2 separate regions of the Homo sapiens genome follow, and region 2 is linked to region 1. The links are chromatin loops, found by intact Hi-C in ENCODE. Cell type or tissue: gastrocnemius medialis. All regions are shown on one strand. Links, peaks and the distances in the headings refer to the core of each region. The heading gives the core; the rest is flanking DNA. Region 1 overlaps KLHL3 (kelch like family member 3). Region 2 has its middle 76 kb from the start of CTB-1I21.1.

The links. Peaks named below come from ENCODE experiments on the same cell type or tissue, not always from the same donor. Only the 100,000 strongest peaks of a DNase experiment are listed, where the experiment ranks them.
Region 2: it touches region 1 in a loop (7-fold over the local background); 4 of 110 quality-filtered maps call a loop at or near these places.

The regions. Positions count from the first base shown.
Region 1 is chr5:137,619,092-137,628,108 of GRCh38, forward strand. It overlaps KLHL3 (kelch like family member 3), which reads right to left. Exons shown (of 15, transcript NM_017415.3): 14 at 6,662-6,805; 15 at 1-3,035. The coding sequence ends at 3,007. Among named protein-coding and RNA genes, the nearest start is that of MIR874, 24 kb to the right of the region's middle. RefSeq lists an enhancer at 3,828-3,877. In gastrocnemius medialis, for the core only: no CTCF peak of the experiment used is centred there; DNase peaks (open chromatin) are centred at 630, 2,960, 3,310, 3,870 and 1 weaker place; H3K27ac peaks cover 7,817 bases.
Region 2 is chr5:136,806,800-136,815,816 of GRCh38, forward strand. No RefSeq gene overlaps it. Among named protein-coding and RNA genes, the nearest start is that of CTB-1I21.1, 76 kb to the left of the region's middle. In gastrocnemius medialis, for the core only: no CTCF peak of the experiment used is centred there; DNase peaks (open chromatin) are centred at 3,922 and 4,952; H3K27ac peaks cover 3,025 bases.

The sequences.
Region 1 (9,017 bases), core at 550-8,549:
AAAATTTTAGCCTAAAAGCTATAGCTTCAATTTTATAAAAAGGCAATCTTTGAAAGGATCTGGCTCAGAAATATACAAACATTACACAACAGATATCAAAGTAAGACAGCTCAAAAAGCATCTTAGGGGATATTGCAACTGGCTTGTCGGGAACTAGAATTAAGTATTCTTATTGCATAGCAGAAAATGAGGTCAGTTTTATTTGCATAATACTGCAACTTTGTAGATGGAGAGATGCCATTGGGTACTTATGAGAAATAACTTTGGAATTCAGAATCTGACTTCTACATTGTTCAAATCAGTATCCAAGTGGCGTCTCGGCTGCTTCTAACCTTGGGCCTCAATTCCATTTCACCACCGCAATCAGATGACAGATATGCCACTGGCAAAGCTGCATTCACAAGCAGCCGTGGCCACCCTAAGTGGGGCAGTAAGAGGCTTCATCTACCACGTGACCAGCACAAACTAGAAAATAGCCTGCTGTGTCCACTGTGGAAAGAGAATCGTACCTGGTGATGAAGAGATAGCAGGTTTTGGTGGCATCTGTGGGCAGCTAGAGCAGATTGGCTTTGGTGATGACGTACCAGTGTTCTGGTCCCCGTGAAAAAGGATACATGAGGATGGAGTGCACATGGCCTTGGCAGCACGCCCAGTAGAGGCAGTGCTTTGTAGGGAGGGAGACATGAGGTGAAACCAATTGCAAAAATCCAAAAACAGAAAACATGACTGGCTAGCTTTCAGTGGAGGGACCCTTCCCCGGAAGACGACACATAAAAGTAGCCTCTCCCGCATGAAAGTCTAGCTTCTCAGTGGTGGGGGAGGGGCAGGGAATTCACCTATCATCTGAAATTGAGAGCTTCTGTGAATGGCATACATCAGATCCCAACCCCAGCCTCATCCCCATCACACAGACACACCGAAACAAGTCTCAAAATTTCCTCAGAGAAGGAGAAAGGACATTTCTCATTCCATCAGCTTCCAACCCACAGCCAGGTAGAGTTATGAAGCCACAGTCATCCCCACTTCATAGTGAGACCAGAGCACTCAACTAAAACATGCCTTGCTTCCTTTGGAGACATTTCTTCCAGGTCCCCCAAAGCTGGATATTTTAGCCTCTTCTGAAGGCTTCTAAAAATTCTGGGTACCTTGTTGTTCTCCAAGCATCTTGTTGAAGTAACATGTGCTTAACATCAGAAAGAGAAGTTTTGTCTTTAGGAGAGTTGCACATTTAGGGCACAATAAATATACAGTAAATACACAAAGTGGCTCACTGGCTGGGAAGACTTCGGGGTTTCTAACTGCAGGGGCTGGGGGATGCCAATCTCCTGCAGCACCTGCTTGGAAGTAGCCCAGTCGTATCAGAAGTCCAACATCAGGATTTATAAAGTTCCTTGGCTTCCTGTAGGTGGATTCTCAAAGTAGGGAGGGTGTCCCAGACTGCAAGGTATGAGACTATTCTCCAGACACAAGACTTCCCCTGCTTATGCCAGAAATTTCAGCATGAGCAATTTGCTAGTTTAGGAACAGCACAACTTTAAGGTTTTTTAAATACAAATTACTCCATGCCCCCTCAAATGCCCGCTCCTCAAGATGCTTGAAGTTCTATTGTTAATAATTTTTACCTGTGAATTAGCAAAGCTCTCACCAAGCTCCCTTTTTAAAATGCAAGCACATCTTAGGAAGCCTCAAATCCAAGGCCCACTGATATCTCCTACCTCACAGGGAAAGCAGTAGTGGGGTTCTTGGGGGTTGGGGAGAGGGTGCACACCCTGGAATAGGGGGAAAGCACAAGAAAAAGAAGACAAGGACATTAGACAGACTTGACCACTGTCACAAAGTGCCAAGGGCCAGCTCTAGTGGTATATTCCTTTGAAGCCATCCAATGTCCATCTGAATCACACACGACCCCATCCAACACAGGCACAAATCTATCTTTGGGTCTGGAGGAGGGTGACCTCTTATTTATCCTCCAGACCAGAACACTTCTGAGTAAAATGGGGTGCTGTGAATAATTAAACTGGGATAATAAGTATAAATGGGGACTGTCCTGTCCTGGGAAAACCTAAAAGTAGGACCCTCTCTGAGACCATTATAGGCAGGAACTGAATCCTTACCACTTTGGTTTTTTGTTTTTTTCCTGTTTTTGTTTTGTTTTGTTTTGTTTTTCAGTGTTACCCGAGGCTTCTCTGAAGAGCTAGTTTTCCCAGCTGAAGAGACATAACACCTCCCAGGCCTGGAATCTATGACATCAAAGACCAATGGCCTAAACCTGAAGACTGGGCAGTTCTCATCTGCTTCCTGTAGGAGAACTCAAGGAAAAACAGTGAGCTGAGAAGCACAGGGAACCCATTTGTCCCTTATTCTAGCACACAGAGGACACGGTGCAGCTTCGAGAATTTTCCAGCTCTTCTGCAGACAAAGTCACAGTAGTTAAAGTACATAAGTGGGTGTGGCCAGAGAACTGCCCCTCTCACTGGTTATTTCTGGACATTCCCAGACTGTCCAACTGGACCTTCAGAAGAAAGCAGCTTTAGTAGTCTCAGGGTCCCCATGGGACAAATCCAGAAGAGAGGTCTCTGTGACTTGATTTTTAACACAGCGAAAGGATCAGTAGTAAAGAAATCCAGTAGACTGTCACACACGCTCACCCCCCAACTTAGAGAAACATAGAGAAACACCATGGTCTACACACACACACACACACACACACACTCCAGGGTCTGTATTGTCCCTGTAGAAACACCAAAACAAAGCCCAAAGGTGCTGCCTGGGGATGTCAAGACCCCCCTTGCTCAGGGCATAGGCCAGAGCACCTCAGGGGAACGGGGGTGGGTAATGGTGTCCACACTGCGATGAACAACACCAGTCTGCCAAGTCAGAGGAGAGCGGTTCTCACAGCAGCACAGACCCTCCCAAGCAAGTTGAATCCAGTCACCAAGGTCCTGCTGTTCAGAGTCACAGGCAGCACCTGCTCCTTCCTCCACCTCCTGGCAGTAGGAGTTTGGGTCACAAGGACTTGTGAATCACGGCAACACCTAATAAGAAAGGGGGAGAAAGTTATCATCTTAGCTTCTCCAAAATTACTCAGAGTCCCAGTGAGTTCATGAATCCAAGATATCCTGAGTCACAGCCAAGGGAAATGTGTGCAATTTTTATCCTAATATTGAAGTGGACTCAGGCTGCTAGCAGCTGGCTGTTCCCCACTCCAACAGCCAAGTCCTGGCAAGACACTTGAACCTACGAGCACAGTCCCTCAAACACCACTGACTAGTGGCCTCACCCTGTGTCATCACATGGACTCACTGTGGTGACTCCCATCCCCAGCCCTAGCACCCAGCCCAACAATGCTCAGCGCCCAGGGGCAGCTATGCAGTTCTAAATTTGAATCACTGTAAGAGAAGCAATGGGTGATTCATCTCTACTTTTAGAAGACACTGGAATGAAGCGGAAAGTACAGCAGGCTGCCTTCATGGGAGCAAGAAAGACTGAATTCCATTCCTAGCTCTGCCACCAGTCAACCTGCACTATGGCCTTTGGCAAGTTCTTTGACCTCTTTAGGCTCAGTTCCCACACAAATGTCATCTAAGAGACCCTGCCAGTGTGACAATCTCGACTTTGATAAATGCTCCAGACATGTATGCTATGTTACTGTTTTAGTCCGAGTGAACCATGCTCAGCACCTAACTATAAATCCACGCATGACCCAAAATCTCACTGTAAGGGACTGAGGCTACATGGCAGATATTACAGGTTGATTCCGTCAACATCCTTCCTACTTGCTATCCTCGACTACAGCCACCAGCAAGTTGCAAGCTCAGGTTCCCAGACTGCCTGGCAGCTAGATGTGCCACGTGACCCAGTGCTGGCCACTAAGACTGTAAAGGCAAGTGTGCCAGTGTTGCAACGCTGGCTTTGTTCTTGTTGTGACTGGAATGCTCACGCAAGGCCAAGGGGAGGCAGCAGCCCTTGATAAAGCTGGCAGAATAGAAAAGAGAAGAGAAACCTGGTTCTGTCAGTCTGAGCCCCCAGGCCAACCTTGGATTTCTTTCTACTTGAGACAAATACACTCACTTCCTTATTTAGGAAAGTATCTGTCAGGGTTTCTGGTGCCTGTTGCTAAATGAAATCCTAACTTACAGGTGTTTACAGGCAGGATATTACTGCAGCCTTATTTTAACATAGTCCCACAACTATGAAATGTTCTGATTGAAGATGAGATTGAGAGAACATGGCTAAAATCAAGCCAGGATACCCCACTGGAGATATTCTGCTAAGACATCTATTTCCTGTTTATTCCTGGCTAAAGGTGCAGACACAGAAGCTTCAAGGCAGGCAGAACCTGAGTCCAGGTGCCTGGTCTTGACAGCATCTTACTTGAATCTCAGACATCTCTTTCAGAAGGTAGCTTTTTTTTCTTGAAAGCAGGCTCCTGTGTTGCTTTTTCATATAACCTTTATCTTAATAATAAAAGTAATATATTCTCATTATGGGAAATCTGGAAAATGCAGAACACAAAGAAAAAATCTTTAATCCCTTCACACAAAGAAAACCACCACTGTCTTTTTGGAATACTTTCTAGCATCTAACAATAATCACAATCATTTACTGCATGGTGTCTAATGCCAGGCAGGCATTGTGCTTAGCTCTTCACAAGTATTACTGCATTTCATTCTCACAGCACCCTAAAAGGCTTAGTCTAATTTTATTCCCATTTTACAAATAAGACAACAGGGGTTCAGTATGATAGAATACCTGGCCCGGAGACCCAGGGCTAGTGGCAGAGCTGGGATTCAAATTCATATCTGACTCCAATATCCATCTGTAGAAGAAGCAGCAGCTATTCAACCCCCACTCCCACTACCACCAATACAGGACTATATGCGTGAGTTCACAAGGTTCATACAACTTTGCATCCTTTTTTAACCTAACAGGCTATTACAAATGTTTTCTCATAACATTAAAAATCCATAAACTATATAAATATCCCATAGATTATTAGCTATTTCCCTCATGTCAGACATTAAGTAATTCTCAGTTTTTTGCTATTACAAGTAAGGCCCCAATAAATTTGTCCATAAATCTTTGTATTTTGGAGCATTTCCTTAGACTTTAAGATAATAGACTCAGTAAGTGGGTTTGAACATAAAATTGCAGGTTTGCTTGTCTCCTTCCTACCTACTTCTGGAGAGGGCAGACAATGAAGAAAGGGACATGAAATATTCAGCATATATATGAAATTCTAACCACCCACACTTAACTCTTCCCCTCTCATTAAGGCACACATGGAGTCAAGGGAAGATTCCTCACTTGTCTCACTCATCCCAGAACAGAATTACTCCAGGACCAAACTTCTTCTAAAATGTTTTATACTTAGCCAAGAAAAGTATTACAAGGTGAAAAAAACTCTAAAGGAAGAAAAAAGTTAAAGTTCATTACAACAGAAGTCTTATGTTGAAAGAATGTGCTGCAAACTCCTTCAAATTTGCACAGCACAATCTTCCTCTGCAGTCAAACAAGATGGAATGACTGACCTTTATAATGCAAAATGGGAATCGGAAGAATATTCCTGGAGTCGTGGTATGGATTAAAAGAGATAATGACTATAAAATACTTTGGATAATGCCTGGTATGTTCTGTGCATGCTGGATCAATAATGTTATCTCTATTCCAGGTTCTGGAAAACCAGATACAAGGAACTGAACTACACCATGGATATATATTTGCTCATCTCCCCATGGACCCAACCTTAGTAGTACCAACTCTGATGCCACCCCTGCCCCTGCTACTCACCAAACCCCTCACACACACTCCCCAAGAAGCTTCCACACCCGCCTGGTGCCTTACTCTAAGGCTTACCCTGAGCTGGGGTAGCACAAAGGGCATGGACTTAGAACTCTGGGTTTGAACTCTGACTTTGCCATTTATTAGCTGTGTGGCCTTCAGCAAGTTACTTAAACTCTCCAAACCTGTTATATCATCCATAAAATAGACGGATAGAGTCCCATTCAGCCCAAGGGTTGTTGAAAAGATGAGAACAAATGCACACTCTGTTCCTAACACACTGCCCCATGGCACGGGGCCAGCCACGCAGTAAAGGACAGCTATTTGTGTGATTGTGATCCACCCTCAAAGTTTAATTGAGCCTATCTCCTCCAGGAAGGGTTCCCTGGCTTTGCCAGTTCTCACCAGTCTTTCATGTGCTAAAACCTGTCTAGCGTATGTCATTTAGAACTTGTATATGCATCATCTTGTCTTCCCAGTTGTCCAATTCGACCCTGGACAACAACAATCGCATCTTATGCCATCTAGGAGCCTGGCACAAAGTAAACCAGGAATGGCAATGAAATTCTAAAATCACTTGTGACAACTCAGTTCAGTTGGAAGTGGTTCGATGGAATGAATGTTATAAATTCTGAGGCTATCTTCAGGTTCACAGGGTTCGGGCAGGGGCAGGGGTTAATAAGTGCTAATTATCAATATCTGTCATGAGTGCAGAATGAAGGAGTGGTGGCCATGTAACAATTACCTGTCATCCCTGGAGGAGGCACTCAGGCCCAAGTTAAGCAAGCTCACATCCCCTCATCCCACTGGCCCACCCAACCCTCATTCCCCCAGTGTGTTGGAGGCCTCTCGGATGGGCATGGAGATGGCACACACTGACCTGCATAGCTCCGCCCCGTGCTCATGTTCGTTGGAAGCAGCGTCCATTTGTCAGTGACAGGATTGTAGTACTCCACCGAAGCCAAGTTGCAGGATCCATCATCCCCTCCAACCACATACAGGAGCCCATTTACTGCACAGACCCCTGTGAGTCAAACAAAAGCCATGGGAGACATCACAGCAGGTGCACTAAGAGATCAGAATTGATCAAGAGACAAATCTGGATAGCCTGGGAGGCTCTTTTCCTCCCTTCATGGCAATACAACAGAGATTTGGCTCCACAGGTTTGAGTTTGCTAAGTGAAAGAAAATATTGACAACAGCCACTGGGCTCCAAGGATCCTTCTTCCTAACAGGATCATTTCTCTGACCAGGGAGTTTTGATTACTTATAACGTGTATGCCCCCCGCCACACACATACCTATACTATAAGTATGTAGAGCATATGGGCACAGACCCCTCTTTAATGGAAAGGTGTATACAGACCTCCTGTGCCAGGCCTGAGCTAGGGAATAAGACAATTCAGGGGACTTCATGCATGCTACTCCTTCTCTGCTGCTAAGTTTTTCCCTGATAAGCCCTATGTTATATTCACACTGTGTGATGCTGATGGTTATGTCTCTAATCCCTTTACAAGACTGGGTCTACATTCACACACAACTCCCAGGGATGCAGAACAGCTCCTACTCTGATCTCAAAGGGAGATGGATTTTGGGCAAGGTCTCATACAGCAGGGTCTAAGGCATAGGAAAATGTAATGAATTATTGCTCATTAAGACTTTCAAAGGCCACAGTCCAATATGTTGTGTATTTTTTCAAAATTAGATTAAGGGATTGGTGATACTCTAAAAAGTAGTAATTATCAGTGTTGCTGAAGGTACTCTCAAATACTGGTGAGACGAAAAAATGGACACCCTCCTGGATGGCGTCTAAAATACATGTGCTTCCTCTGATTAAAAAATTCTACTTCTGGCCAGGCACAGTGGCTCACACCTGTAATCCCAGCACTTTGGGAGGCCAAGGCAGATGGATCACTTGAGCCCAGGAGTTCAAGACCAACCTGGGCAACATGGTGAAACCCTGTCTCTACAAAAAATACAGAAATTAGCCAGGCGTGATGGCGCATAACTGTGGTCCCACCTACTCAGGAGGCTGAGGTGGGAGGATCTCTTGAGCCCAGGAGGCAGAGTTGCAGAGCCAAGATTATGCCACTACAATCTAGCCTGAGAGAGCGAGATCCTGTCTCAAAAAAAAAAAAATCCATTTCTGGCCTTTTATTCTAAAGAAATAATTTTAAATGTGTGTACTAATTTAGCTATAAAGACCATTTATAATCACTCAAGTATTACTTATAGGATAGAAAAGATGGAAATAACCTGTGTCCAATAGTAGATTGGTTGTTTAAATTATGATATAGTCATTTAAAATAATATCATATAAATAAGTTTAGTGTTGTAATAAGACGTTCATGAGAGATTGTAAAGTGAGTTTTTTTAAAAAACAGGTTATAAAATAGTGTTATAGTGTAATTCCATTTTTGTTATTAAAAAATAGAAATATCTATGTATGAATTTTATACAAACACACATTTACATCTAAACTGAATTCCCAGGTTCTAGATAGACTAGCTGCCTTAAGGGTCCTGTAATTCTTTGCTCATGTGGCTTAAAGCCAAATGAGAACTTGGCAGCAGGCTTAGGCAATGAGTAAATTAGTAAATATCACCACCCCCCCCCCCGGTTTACACTTCCAAGTCAGCCACGAATGGGCTTAGCAAACAGGTAATATGAGAATAATGAAAATGGATCTGCCTGAAAGTCACCTGTGTGTCCTTCCAGCCTGGGAAGTTGGGCTAAGCCAACACTTTCCTAAAGCAAAGAGGCATAAAGGATATACTGACACAGTACACGACCCACAAGGCAAAGCTCAAAAAGGAAATAGCTTAAAAGGGGCCTCATGCTCCAAGAAATATAAACCTAAATACACTACAGTAAATCTTTCCTACAGGAAGGCATAGGAGACAAGAAGGAAAGCAAAGACAGGAATACAAAGAAAGCAATAAGGAAAGGAGAACTCATCAAGGGTCCAACTGTCCCTGCAAGGAAGGAGACTGCTTTCAAGTAGGAAGTGAGAAGTTCTCCTAGCCAGGCACTGGCAAAGAAAAGATAGAACCAAGTGCCATTGTCTGGCCCTTGTCCACAGAGCCCTGTCCTTAGCTACCTACTAAAGCTGTTGGGCAGCGGGCACTGATGGCAACCAGAGGACTTTCCCAGGTCTGTGCTCATCTGTGTGCGGTAAAAGTCATCACCCTTCACTGCGGGGAAAGGGGATCCTCTGCATCTAGGTTGCAGGATCTGC
Region 2 (9,017 bases), core at 622-8,621, 810 kb before region 1:
TTTTTATATTTAAGAAGATGCTATGAGGTGTGACCTCTCTGGAACAGAAAGAGAACTCCACAAGGTTAAAATGCAGTTAAAATACTTTAATGCGGTTTCAAAAGTTTCTAGGAAAACCTAAACTGAACAGATAACATAATAAGATGGAAGAAAAAATAAAATGTAGATTTTCTGTAAACCAAAAGTACAGAATTAAATCTATATTGGAGGCATTAAAGATCAGAAGTGGCAGAAAAATTCAATTTAGTGATAGAAACAGCAAACTTTAAAGTATGTTTAATAATTAGAGGAATGGGATAAATATTAAGATGGGAGTGATTATATATAGAGAGAAAACAGAGGCTAAACATTCCACCTAATAATTATATGAATTTCTAAGGAAAAATCCGGAATCATTAATATTGAATCAATACTGGAGAACATAGTTGAAGAACGTTCTGCATAGTTTTTTAAGGAGAATTTTAATAGGAAGATATTAGGGTGAGAAATCTTACTACATTCTCAGATAGAATCAAAGAAAATGACCCAAATTCAGATGTAAGTCTAAAATGGAATATTTTAATTATAAGTAAAAATAAAATTCTATAAGCATCCTTTCAGATGATCCACAAATGACCTGCAAAGAAATATATATCTGTATGATGATACACTTTTCCTCTGTGATACTAAGTTATAGAGAAAAAGAGAGAAATGGTTTTGAGGGGATAACAATAGAATACAATAATTCATATGTGAAAGCAACAGGAAAATACTCTCAGGTACACATGTTAAATAAATGTACCATCCACACGTCTATCTTTAAAATAATACTTGAAGAAATAGCTTCAATTGGCAAAATGACTCATAAGTCAAGAACCAGGATAACTTGTATAAAAGCATGGCAATTTCTTCTTCAATTCAAAGTCTCTGCCTTTAGGAAATAATTTTATATGCTATGATTTGTTATACAAAGATATTAATTGAAGCATTATTTCTTTTAGTTAAATGTTATAAACAAGCAAACTGACCAATATTTTCAAAATGTCCAAATGACAGATTATTCTTCAGTCATTGAAAGTAATATTGAGGAAAAAATTTAAGTATGTGAAAAAACACAAGAAAAAGTTAAATGAAGAAAACATGATAGAAGTTTGTTATGCAAAATAATATTTATTATGTAAAAACACAAAAGAAAATAGATCAGAAGAAAATATATTTGATGTCAACTATGGTGCCTCTAAATAGGAGGATTAGGATTGAGCTTTATGCTTTAATGCAGGTTCAAAAGTTTCTAGGAAAACCTTGAAGATAGGGATGGAGAAAGCAGAAAGAATCAAACTTTTAGAACTAGAAAAGACTTTAGAGATTGTCTAGTATTGTGGCTCCCAACCATGAAGCCATTTCTGGAAGTCTTTAAGCAATGTTTAGTGTTTCAAATAATAACAAGAAGGTACATTTATTACACATTCACTGCAAGCTAGTCACTATGATAACTCCTTTACATATACTCCCTCCAAGTTTAAGAAGAGTCATTCAGGTATTCATCAAAAGGTCTAGAAACCATATTTCAGGTCTTCTAATAACTGGTCCAATAGCCTTTCTAACACCCCACAATTCGCATGACTCTAGGTCTAGAGTGTTCTCATAGTGTTAATTGTTGGGACATTTGGTTTTCACTGGAGTAGATCATACTTTATTCTCAGGAGGAGAATATTTGGAATATTTTTGCAGAAGCACTTATAATGCAAATCTCTTGGAGCCTGATGGAATTGGCTTTCAAATATGACTCAACAACTTAAAAGCTGGATGGTTTTAGGCAAGTCAATTAACCTTTCTGAATCTCTATATCCTCACAGAAGTGTTGTAAGAATTTAATTAGATGACACATATGGAGTGCCTGGCACATTGCCTAGCATGTAAGCCTCCATTGTAACTATTGATTATCACCACCCTTTCACAGAGTCTTCAATATCTGCACTGATGATCCCATTTGACACTCTGACCTTGTAATCTGAAATGGGGAACACTCTATGTCCCATTTTCAAACATAATGGAGCAGCTTTCAATTGCCCTATAACTTGCTCCGAGTGCCCTCTTCTATTACGCTGTTTAATTGAACACTAAGTACTGCAGTTCCTCTTGGCAAGGGTTCTAAGGAGCTTCCTGCTTACTTGCAAATCTGCCTCTGACGCGGCCTATTTTCTTTGCCTCTCACAATGCCAATGGTAGCCTCTGTGGAGACCTCAAGCAAGGCTGGCTAAGCCACAGGTAGCAGGCAGCAGGCAACTTTCTCACATGAAGTAACTCCAGTGCCAGCCTGGCATGAATGTGGGCATTTCTGCTTTACTTACTCCTTTGGTCTAAGTCATGCAACAGACCCAGACCTACTGATGAAAGAAGTAAGTTACAAGACTGACATCTTCTTTCATCTGAATGGACAAGTTCCAGGAAAAAGGCAATGGAGGAAGGTTGGTTCAGAGACACATTTGGCTGCAAACTACCCCTCCAGTCCCCTCCTTTTCTCATCTTCTCACAGCCTGGCACAGACTATCACAATCCCAACAAGATTTCGCCCACTCTGCCCTCCCTTCTGGAACATTTTCCCATCCCCTTTGCAGTTCTTTACATTCTAACTACCCTGTAGACTTCAGTTTCGATCCCATTTTGCCCAAGAAGCATTCTCTTACTGCCCCAGCCTACTCCATTCCCTACCTCCCCTCAATGCCTGTGGCACTAGGTTATCTCCCTTACTCAACTGTGTTTCATAATTAGGACTCTGGAGTCAGAAAAAATGATCCTGAACCTAGCCTCTTCCTCTCATTAATCTTGAGAAAGTGAATTAAGAAAGTGAAAGTGATCTTGTGAGAAAAGTAATCTTGAGAAAGTGACTAATCTTTTTAAAGTAAGACTTCTCATTTGTAAATAGACAAGCTAATAATATATTTCTCATAGGAATGTTATGAAGATCAAATAAAATAATCCATAAAGAAGACTTAGAAAAGTTTCTTGTACATAGTTAACTATTTAATGAACATTTTCTAAGTTACTTAATTTTTTTTACTCTAAGTCCTATAGGGCAAGATTAATCATCTCTCAATCCATCCATTCTTTCATCCATGCACCCATCCAAGCATTTAACACCTGGAATCCCATAGATATATTAAACCCAGTCTTTGCCCTCAAAGAGCTGGCAGTCTTGCCAGAGAGACAGAAATGCAAACAGGTTTATTATGACATGATATATTTGAAAGGCTTAGGGCCCACCAATTGGAACTTGTCAATCTTCCCCAATAATGGGACAGCTAAGACAGACCACTCTCATTTGCCTGCAGTGTCCAACATCCTCATTGCTCTTGGGTCCTCACTGAAGCCTTTTGGTTCCAGAGAAAAAGCTGAAGGCTATGGCTACACAGGGGTCTAGAGGGACTTGTGCTATGTCCTGATTTCAATACCAGAGCAAGCTCCCTTTTGCTATATAGGAAATGGAAAACAACTTTTTAGCACAAGCTGCTGAAGCTTCTAGGACTCTTGCCAGGATTTTAGTTCATCCAAATCAATTATTCTAAGATCAAGGTCAGTGGACCAGCCCTGGACGTGATTCGGGAGTCAGACAGCAAAAGTTGCAGGTCATCTGATGCCTTGTCAACACCTTCCACCCAGCAAGTCAGTCTGAACCATCACCAACAATGAGAAAGTCTTGTCATTGGAAGATTTTCAGAGAAGTGGTTCCACAGGTGCCCTTTCCAATATGAGATTAATCATAAAATCTCTGAATCATCCTACAAAGCTGCAGGAGCACACGAATATAGAAATAGTGTCCAATTAGCTCAGGGGATTATAATAGCCTGTGAGCACAGCCTTAGTCAGGGCTGTGATTCCCATGTAAGCCAGCTGGCCTTTCTCTGATGCCAGCAGACTTAATGCTGATAGGATAACATGTGGCCTTCAAAAACCAAGGCAGAGTGTAGGCAGCTCTGCACCGTCCCCACGACCAAAAGTTATACCCTGAATTGTTGACATGCCTTTGCATATAACGTTCTTTCCAATTGGCATCATTTGCCTACCTGGCAGATCTCAGCTGTTCCACACAGACATTGCCTGTGTCTTCTCGGTTCTGTGAAATTCTCCTAATAGGCAATCAGTTATCTGATGCTTCCAAGGGTTCTATTCAATAGATATTTACGCGGTTCTCTTTTTAATTAGATGTGTACATGTCACTATATTTCTTTACTTTTATGCATGTCTGTATTTTCTGTTAGACTTGAACGACCCAAGGACAAGGGCATGTCTTCTCTATTCCAATGCTCAGCACACAGTTGGTAGCAGAAGATAAGCATAGATAGGATCAGATAAATAAATAAGAAAGTCAGAATTCCATCCACACTAGTGGAGAAGGCATAGCGTTGCCATCAGCAAAGAGCTAAAAGAAATGGAATAGGTTCCAGTGGTCTCTTGGCTCAGGAAAACGGGAAGCTTCTGAGCTGGGATGGGAAAGATATCAACTCAGCCCCTTGTTGGCTGTTTTCCCAGAGTTTAGCAACTCTTTTATCTTCCAAACACTTGGCTTTGCTTTTTTTCTAATTATTTGACTACCTTTTCTATTATCTATTTTCTTAAGGTTATTAACATCTTTTGTATCTGTGTGGTGCACCATCACATACCGTTTTCATTACACAGATACAATAGATGTCAATAATCCTAAGAATATTAGCTAAAATGCAGTCAAATAATTAGGAAGTGATAAGCTTTGAGTTCACATTACCTTTAAAAATATAATTTGTTTCATATTTAATTATATATTTATTTAATTATATACTTATATGATCTAGTTAATTGTAACTTTATATAATTTAATTTGTAACATCACTGTGTTTAACACTCAGCTTGGTGAATTCCTAAAAATAGAACAGTGAGCACTGTGAGCAGGCATGAGTCAGCTCCAGCAGCCCATTGTCAGGATGACTAACCCAGATCATTTTCCCTAACCATCTTTCCAGGACTCTGCACACCAGTGGGGATGCTTTACAGGAGAAGCCACACGCTCAGTACTGGAGACTTGAGCTTCAAACTTGTCCAGACATAAGCAAAAGCAAAGCAGTCTGGCCGGCAGGAGAACTGCCACTCTGCCCATCAGAAAGACTGGGGACTATCACCATCATTCTTCACAGAATTGAAAGAACAATTCTAAAATTCATATAGAACCAAAAAAGAGCCTGCATAGCCAAAGCAAGACTAAGCAGAAAGAACAAATCTGGAGGCATCACACTACCTGATTTCAAACCATACTATAAGGCCATCATCACCAAAACAGCATGATAGTGGTGTAAAAATAGGCACATAGACCAATAGAACAGAATAGAGAACCCAGAAATAAACTCAAGTACTGACAGCCAACTGATCTTCAACAAAGCAAACAAAAACATAAAGTGTGGAAAGGACACTCTTTTCAACAAATAGTGCTGGGATAATTGGCAAGTCACATGTACGAGAATGAAACTGGACCCTCATCTCTTGCCTTAAACAAAAATCAACTCAAGATGAATTAAAGACTTAAATCTAATACCTGAAACTATAAAAATTCTAGAAGATAACATTGGAAAAACCCTTCTAGACATTGGCTTAGGCAAGGGTTTCATGACCAAGAACCCAAAGCAAATGCAATAAAAACAAAGATAAATAGCTGAGACATAATTAAACTAAAGAGCTTTTTTATGGCAAAAGGAACAGTCAGCAGAGTAAACAGACAACCCAAAGACTGGGAAAAAATCTTCACAGTCTATACATCTGACAAAGGACTACTATCCAGAAGCCACAACGAACTCAAATCAGTAAGAAAAAAATAAATAACCCCATGAAAAAGCGGCCTACAGACATGAATAGACAATTCTTAAAAGAAGGCATACAAATGGCCAACAAACATGAAAAAATGTTCAATATCACTAATGATCAGGGAATGCAAATCAAAACCACAATGTGATACCACCTTATTCCTGCAAGAATGGGCCTAATCAAAAAATTTAAAAAAAAAACAGTAGATGTTGGTGTGGATGCAGTGAACAGGGAACACTTCTACACTGTTGGTGGGAGTGTAAACTAGTATAGCCACTATGGAAAACAGTGTGGAGATTCCTTAAAGAACTAAAAGTAGAACTACCATTTGGTCCAGCAATCCCACTACTGGGTATCTACCCATAGGAAAAGAAGTCATTATTCAAAAAATATACTTGCACACACATGTTTATAGCGGCACAATTCACAATAGCAAAATAGTGGAACCAACGCAAATGCCCATCAATCAACAAGTGAATAAAGAAACTATGGTATATATTTACGATAGAATACTACACAGCCATAAAAAGGAATGAATTAACAGCATTTTCAGTGACCTGGATGAGACTGGAGACTATTATTCTAAGAGAAGTAACTCAGAAATGGAAAACCAAACATTGTATGTTCTCACTGATATGTGGGAGCTAAGCTCTGAGGAAGTAAAGACACAAGAATGACACAATGGACTTTGGGGACTTGGGAGGAAGAGTGGGAGGGGAGTGAGGAATAAAAGACTACAAATATGGTGCAGTGTATACTGCTCGGGTGAAGGGTACACCAAAATCTCACAAATCCCCACTAAAGAACTTCCTCATGTGACCAAATATCACCTGTACCCCAATAACTTATGGAAAAATTTAAAAAAATAAAATAAAAAGAAAGACTGGGGACTATGAAGTCTACAAAGCAGGCCCATGCTCTCACCATTTGTTACAGATTAAGTCCTCTGACAAAGTAGTCCTTTGTCAGATGTGGGGGACTCTGTCATGGAGATATGTGTTTATTAGAGAATGTTATTGGGAACAACTGTGAGGGAGTGAAGGCAGCAGGACTGAGCAGGGGGAGATGTTAAACTGAGATGTACCTGAAAAGAGGACCCCAGCTGATCCCAGGGGAGCTCCAAAGCTGAAAGATTTTCCAGAATCATCACACATGGAGGCAAAGAGGCTGGGCCTTTGTGTGCCCACATCACTCAGTCGCTGAGTGTGATGTAGCATCGATCCCTGAGGAGATGTAACACTGGACAAGGAAACCCCTTCTTCCCAGGGCAATGCCTAAGGACAGACTCAGCTGTGAGCCACCTAGAAGTTGAGGCAGCTGGGAAATAAATGCCTTGGTGCTGCAAGGGGGTTGGGGGTGTCTGTCCTACACACACAACATCTCTTACACCTGAGAGGGTCCTGGATCAGCATCAGCTGGGAACTTGTTAGAAATGAATATGTTTAAGTCTTACCCAGGCCTCCTCCATCAGAAACTCTGGAGATGGGACCCAGCAATCTGTTTTGACAGGCTGCCCAGGTGACTCTGATGTATGTTGAAGTTTGAGAATAACTGCCTCATACCAGCAGTTCTCAGATTCTGTGGTCCCAGAACCACTTATCCTCTTCAAACTTACCGGGGATCTCTAAGAATTTTTGTTTATGTGGGTAATAGTTATATTTACCACATTATAAATGAAAGTTTAGAAATTTAAAAAATATTTTATTAATTTATTTAAGATAAGCTCATCTTTTTTATGAAAAATAACTAGATTTTCCAAATTAGGAAAAAAGTTAGTAAGAAAAATAGCATTGTTTCACAGTTTTGCAAACCTCTTCAATATCTAGCTTAATAGAAGTGAGCTGGATTCTCATAACTACTTTTATATTCAATCTGTTTTAACATATGTCATATATATAGCTCATGGAAAACTCCACTGTACACTTGCAAGAAAATGAAAAAGAAAAAGGCAGATAACAACTTAGCATTATTATAAAAATAGTTTGACCTCATGGACCCTGAAAGGGTCCCAGGGACCCCCACTTTGAGAAAAGCTGGCCCTAGCTTCGATAATGAAGCAAGAGGCCCAGGCTTTTAGGTCAGATATTGCTAGTTACTCATTTGTGGTTTGGGATTATGTCTTGGAACTTGTGAACGTTACATTTGGGAGATTGATTATGTTTTATCCGGTCATATCCTGAAGAGTACTTCCTCCCTATCCCCAGAAGATAATGCAATTGATTAAACTCAGACTACAAGCTTTGTCTGTTTGGCAGCGGCCCTAAGCTTTCCTGGAGTCTCTTCTGGGAGCACATGCTGCAGGGCTCATGCAGACTTGGCAGAGCTTATACGCAAAATCTGGGGCCCTCTTTCTCTGGTTCTCTCCATTCAGGGATTGCTCCCTTACTTTTGGGTATGTGTGGTGACCTTAAACTCAGACATCTAGTTTTTTGAATTGGAAAGAATATGGAGTTTGTAGCAGACTTTTAGCCACCCTACAGAATGCAGATTTCAGTTTGCTCTAGAGTCAAAAACCCCATACAAACCGCAGTCTCACACCACACCATTCCTTTGTTCTGAGTGTCATCCCCGCTCCAGAATCTGCCTGATGGTGTTCACTCTCCAGTCTCCTGTGCCTGCAGATCGTCGGTTTTGGATGCTTTGTCCAGTTTAGTTATCTGCAGGAGGATCAGACGGTCATGAGCTCCTCAGCCATAGAGCAAAGGAAGGGCCACAGGTCCTTAGGAAGCCCCATGCTTCCCTCCTGCTCACTCCTCCCGAGAAGGAAGAATGCTAACATGGATTCTAGGCCTCTGTGAGTAGAATCACTATGAGTTAAAGGGTTGGCACACAGCGCAATTCTTTTTTTTCTTTCAGCTTTTATTTTAGGTTCACGGGGCACACGCGCAGGTTTGTTACATGGGTAAATAGTGTGTCGCTGGAGTTTGGAGTACAAATGATCCCGTCACCCAGGGAGTGACCATAGTACCTGAGAGTCAGCTTTTCCGCTTTCTTTTTTTTTTTTTTTTTTTTTTTTTTTTTGAGACGGAGTCTCCCTCTGTCGGCGCGATCTCGGCTCACTGCAAGCTCCGCCTCCCGGGTTCACGCCATTCTCCTGCCTCAGCCTCCCGAGTAGCTGGGACTACAGGCGCCCGCCACCACGCCCGGCTAATTTTTGTATTTTTAGTAGAGGCGGGGTTTCACTGTGTTAGCCAGGATGGTCTCGATCT